2 separate regions of the Homo sapiens genome follow, and region 1 is linked to region 2. A link is a contact called in ENCODE Hi-C or POLR2A ChIA-PET data. All regions are on one chromosome and are shown on one strand. Each heading gives the region's core, a stretch centred on a gene start or an enhancer-like site at or near the end of the contact. The rest is flanking DNA. Distances are from core to core; before and after follow the strand shown.

Region 1 (2,793 bases), core at 264-2,763, 1.1 Mb before region 2:
CCATGAAGAAGGAATTGGTTCGTCACCAGGAGCTTCTCATGTTTTCTGGAGAGGCATGAAGGAGATCCTTCTCTAGAGACATCTCGCTGGAAAGCTTATTCCTTTTTCTGTGTCTACATCTCCTGTTAGATGGCCCCTCTGCTGTGGCTCTGTAGATTCTACTAACATGACTCCTTTTTTTTATTCTTTAGTCTGCAAGTGGAGATGGAATTCTGTTGCTATTTTCTGAGTTTGTCTCCTTACCTCTAGGGACCTAGCTAGGTAACAGGTAAAAATCAACTGTCTTGTGGAAACGCCACTGCTAGAATGAGTGAACTTCAACTGTTTTTAGGCTTTTTGTTTCTCAAAATTAAAACTGCAGGAAAGGACCAAGCAATTTGCCTAGCATGGATCATTTACCTTTAAGGTAATTTACCTGCCCCTTGGCAAGGGGAGAGCAAAGCACCTGGATTAATAGTCCTAATGCTGAAATCAAGGACAGATAATTCCCCTAAAAGAAATGAGAGTTGTTATCCTAGGTAAGAAACACAGATGCTGCTAAGCTTAAATAATCTATTTCCACTGTATGAGGATGCTGATAATATCTGTCCCATACAATTGTTAGGATTAAAGCGTAAAATTATAAAAGTTAACAGTGCCTGGTAAGTTCATGATAAGGGCTCAATAAATGTTGGGTACTGTTATTAAGATGTTTTCCACATTCGTTTTCAGCTTTTAATATTTTAATTATTTTCCTAAATAAAATTTAGAAACATTTTCCAGGTTTTTAAAAAATTTCTTTGGGATTTTTATTGGACTCAAATTTATAAGTTAGGAAGAACTAATATATAATACTTAGATCTTAAAAACATCAATGATACGTATTTTGATCAAATTTTTATGGTTCCTAGCAAAATTCTGCAGTTTATTTCATGCAACGTCTTAACAACTTTTGTGTTTATTCCTATATATTTTATGATTTCGGATTTTTTTTTTTAAGTCTCTGTTGCCCAGTCTGGAGTGCAGTGGTGCTATCTCAGCTGACTGCAACCTCTGCCTCCCGGGTTCAAGTGATTCTCATACCTCAGCTTCTGGAGTAGCTGGGATTACAGGTGCGCACCACCATGCCTGGCTAATTTTTGTATTTTTAGTAGAGACAGTGTTTTGCCATGTTGGCCAGGCTGCCTTGGCCTCCCAAAGTGCTGGGATTACAGGTGTGAGCCACCGTGCCCGGCTCAGTTGTTACGGTGAATGGGATTCCCCATCTTATGCATAAATTACTGCAGAGACCAGTTACTTCCTAAGGTAGATTAGGTTTGAAAATAGAAATATAGATCCAACAACTACTCAATGTTTGCTATTTGCTTGTTGAGAATCCTTACAGCCTGGCAATTCCAGGGTTATAGAAATCTGGCCCACATTCAGATATAATTGAATTGTCTTTACAGTGTTGACCTGTAGGTGTCACTGTTGGTCAAAGCAATCATCTGTTTAGCAGGGAAGTGAGTTGTGTTGACTTTGTATCCAGGAGGTCACCATGGAAAAGTTTTTGCAGTCAACAGACAATGCCCCACATTTATGAGCTGCTTTACTTTCCAGCACCATTGGTAACTTGCCTTTCCTACTGCCTATAATTGCAGGTTTGTATCTTTTAAGTTAAAAATGTGGCTGGACGTAATGGCTTATCCCTGTAATCCCAACATTTGGGGAGGCTGAGGAGGGAGGGTTGCTTGAGCCCAGAAATTTGAGACAAGCCTAGGCAACATAGTGAGACCCTGTCCTAACAAAACAAAACTTTTTTTAAAAAAATTTTCCATCCATTCTTCTTTCCCTGCAGTGAGCATATGTGTGAGGTTATTCCATTTTGAATAACTCCATGGGTCATTCGTTTTATTTACACTTAAATGATGCTTACTGTGTTCCAGGCACTTTTAAAAGCACTTGGCAAATATAAACCCATGGAATTCTCATAACCCTAGGAAATAGATACTATTATGATCTTCACTTTATTGATTTGGAAACTGAGGCACAGAGAGGTTGAGTAACTTTCCCCAAGTCACACAGCTGATAAATGATGGGGCTGAGATTTGAATCCAAGTAGCCTGGCCTCATAGTATTCTTGTGAATGTGAATAGTGTCCCTGAAATAGCAGAGTTCTTATTTGCTCACCTTCCCTGTCTGACTCTTAATTGTTGACTTTTCCTTTTTTTTGCAGTGTCTTTTATTGTGACATAATCGTAACTTAAAGAAAAGTTGCAAGTACATAGAACTTTTCCCCCTAAATTATTTGAGAATGTTGTTGATCTGATGCCCTGTTACTCCCAAATGCTTTAGTGTATATTTCCCACAGACAAGGACATTTTCCTGCATAACTACATTACAACCATCAAAATCAGAAAATTAGGATTGATGTGTGTATTAGTCTGTTCTCACAGTGCTATAAAGAACTACCTGAGACTGAGTAATTTATGAGAAAAGAGGTTTAATTGACTCACAGTTCCACAGGCTGTACGGGAGGTGTGGCTGGGGAGGCCTCACGAAACTTATCATGGCGGAAGGCGAAGGGAAGCAGGCATGGTCTTCACGTGGTCGGAGCCGGAGGAAGAAAGTGAGGGGGGAAGAGCTACACACTTTTTTTTTTTTTTTTTTTTTTTGAGACGGAGTCTCGCTCTGTCCTCCAGGATGGAGTCCAGTGGCGTGATCTCCGCTCAGTGGTGCGATCTCTGCTCACTGCAAGCTCCGCCTCCCCTCCCGGGTTCACGCCATTGTCCTGCCTCAGCTTCCCAAGTAGCTGGGACTACAGACGCGTGCCAC
Region 2 (2,700 bases), core at 118-2,617:
GATTATTCCACATTTTCAGCGAACCTATGGATGCATTTGATTTTATACACATTGGCAGAGTGCAGCCCTTATGTCTTGGAATAGGAAATTCACAAGCCGCCAAAGAGGAAGAGACAGCTCTCATTTTTTGTCTTTAAATACACTCTGTGTCTTTTCTTTGCGATTCATCCAGGCTTTTGCTTCTTATTTGTATTTTGTTTGTTCCTCTGTGAGTTGGAGGTTTTGTTTTTGTTTTCAATACTAAAGGGATGTCCATAAAAGGTCATATTACCATTGAAAATACTTAAGCTCTGTTTTTCCCCTTTCAGAACAATATATCACTTCATTTGCCTAAATTCACTCAGCTTTTGTGGGTTTTCACATGTGTTACTTGAGAATGTTGGCAGATCTGGAATTTTATGAGGAGAACTGCCCTAGAGGTTGCTTTTTTTCAAATCTTATGGAGAAGTTTCTCTCCACAGCTCTCCAGGCTCAGGTCACAAGCTTTCTTTGCAGCATGTCAGGAGGCAATTAGAGCATTTGTTCAGGCTGGAATGCCCTCTTCTCTCAGAGGCTGCTCTTACTGAATTTGTTGGGCTTTTAATGTAATGTTGAAATCTGTTCCTGCTTGACTCCTACAGCTGGTTTTGATCAGGCTCCTCTAAAGAGGAAGTTTCAATTAGCACAGCTCCAAATGTGCTCGGGAGGTATATTTTATGACTACTCAACTAACAGCACTCTTTGTTCCTAGTGGTGTGTGACTCCTTAACAAACACAGCCATTCGTGTGAGTCACGGAGTGACTTTATAGCAAGGCTAGGCTTTGCCAAAACCAGAAGAATGAGACAGCCAAATTGAATTAGTGGTTGAAACACATTAATTTATGCTAGATAAATGTTATTGTGGTCCCGTGGGCAAGTACTCAGGTCATAGGCTTTATGAACTATTTGCAGCAAGAGGGCTTGGTGGCAGTAAATCAGCTCTAGAGCAGGACTTTGCAGAGGACTTACAGCCACTTACTCTCCTGTTTCCTTAAATTGCCTCTGCCATTTTCCCCTCCTTCCACTGAGATAGCTCACCATTTCGTACACAGTTTGTGATATTTAACATATAAGCAGTTGGATTAATGATTTGTGTAGGCTTCGCTTGACTCTGGTTGAGATGTGGCCATCTATTATGCCTGTGGCCCTCGCCACAGGCAGCTGTGTGTTTATCATTCCAGACTACAGATCTCAGTGGGTACAGAGCTCTGGCTCAGCACCAGCTTTCGGAGTCCGTGCAGCTGTGCCGTAAATGGAAACCTTGATGCCTCAAACACAGCACACACAACCAAGTCCTGACAAGGCTGTTTCTCTTCTGGGAAGGAATTAGATCCACTTAAGGCTGGATTATTTCTAGAGTAAGAAAAGTAGAAATAAGTGTTTTCTGGCTGCAAATTGTGGCAAGTGAGAGATGATGCCAAGAAAGAATTATGCATAAATGATAGTGTTTAAACTTGTTTTTATGTGTTTAAATGTGTATCTGCCAAAAATCTGACAAGGCCTTCCTGTTGGCATTTTTTCAGAGAGAGACCACTCACACACCAAGCATTTTCTTAATAAAGAAATAATTGTAAATCACTAGCGTCTAGGCAGGTGATAACCAGTTGACCTTAAACATGATCTCTTGCAAAACCCGGGGAAAACAACGGGCTGGGTAAAGAGTGATGAATCACTGCCTCCCTCCCTCCAAACCACCAAAAATGCCAGAGCATCAGTCAAGTCCCTGGAAATTTAGTGCCATGAATAAGGGGCTAAGCTTCAGACTTACTTCTAGGTTTAAACACTCATGGAACCCTTCTTGGCTTGGCAATCTTGAGCAAATGGCTACTCTCTGTCTGTGTCCTCACATATGAAATGGAGATAGTGGTAATATCTACTTTTGCAGGGCTCTTTTTAAGATTAAAGAAGTTCATGAACGTAAGCCATTAACAAAGGGAATGAGGAACAAGGTTAGCCCTCAACAAACAATAGCTTGCGTTAATTATTGGTATTGCTGTTGTTACTGCTGTGGATCCAAAAGAAGGCCTTCTTTACCTTTTATTTTAATTCCCCAGTGGCTAGTGGAAGGAGCTGCTGGTGCAGTAGAGGTTACCTTTTCCTGGTATAATCTCTCCTTGTAGATGGAAGAATACCCAAGAGCCACTCACCATATTCTGTTCAGCCCGTTGACCTTGACCTGCCTAACCCTTTAGGCTTACACTGCTCTGATGTTTGCTTTTTATGTTTGAAGACAGCTGCTATGACATTTATCATAAATATTTAGCATACAGCAGAAAGGCTTGACACATGTCAGGTTCTCATCACATTTCTCCTGAATTCAATTTTGTGTTAATGAATGCCTATGTATGTGCTTAAAGCTCTATGTTTAGACTTTGGGATAAAACTTCCCCCAAATTCAGCACAATTTCCTAAGATTAGATAAATGATATCTTTTCCAGATTTAGAAAAAAAATGCTGTGTACCCTTTAATCCTGGAAAAACAAAAAGGAAAATAAATACAATCTAGCCTCGGGCCCTTTAAGTTTTCTGAATTAGTTGAATCCTACGTATGTTGCTCCAGCTCAGTTCTCAACTAAAACCCATTAAACTGTTCGGATTTAATGTATCTGTTGCTATGCATTCATTACCTGGTTACTTGGTTGATTTAAATTTTTAAAAAACACACAAATTTAGTCAAAACT

What was found. A loop is a pair of places that touch in the nucleus more often than their neighbours do. ChIA-PET counts read pairs that join two places held with the same protein, here RNA polymerase II (POLR2A). Pooled maps may share reads with other maps.
Region 1: a map of MCF 10A shows a loop between it and region 2 (5-fold over the local background). The contact joins two enhancer-like sites. A Hi-C loop is called at or near these places in 1 of 168 maps with a recorded cell type or tissue (MCF 10A) and 2 of 50 pooled maps. POLR2A ChIA-PET finds 5 or more read pairs at or near these places in 1 of 52 experiments (OCI-LY7).

Annotation. Positions count from the first base shown.
Region 1 is chr5:126,537,996-126,540,788 of GRCh38, reverse strand. No RefSeq gene overlaps it. Among named protein-coding and RNA genes, the nearest start is that of ALDH7A1, 56 kb to the left of the region's middle. Within about 2 kb of position 1,513, at least 6 of the 41 ENCODE cell types and tissues checked have a DNase peak (open chromatin) inside an H3K27ac peak, as active enhancers do.
Region 2 is chr5:125,483,383-125,486,082 of GRCh38, reverse strand. The region is part of intron 8 of LOC124901056 (a long non-coding RNA gene); the gene reads left to right. Among named protein-coding and RNA genes, the nearest start is that of LINC02240, 8.5 kb to the left of the region's middle. Within about 2 kb of position 1,367, at least 26 of the 41 ENCODE cell types and tissues checked have a DNase peak (open chromatin) inside an H3K27ac peak, as active enhancers do.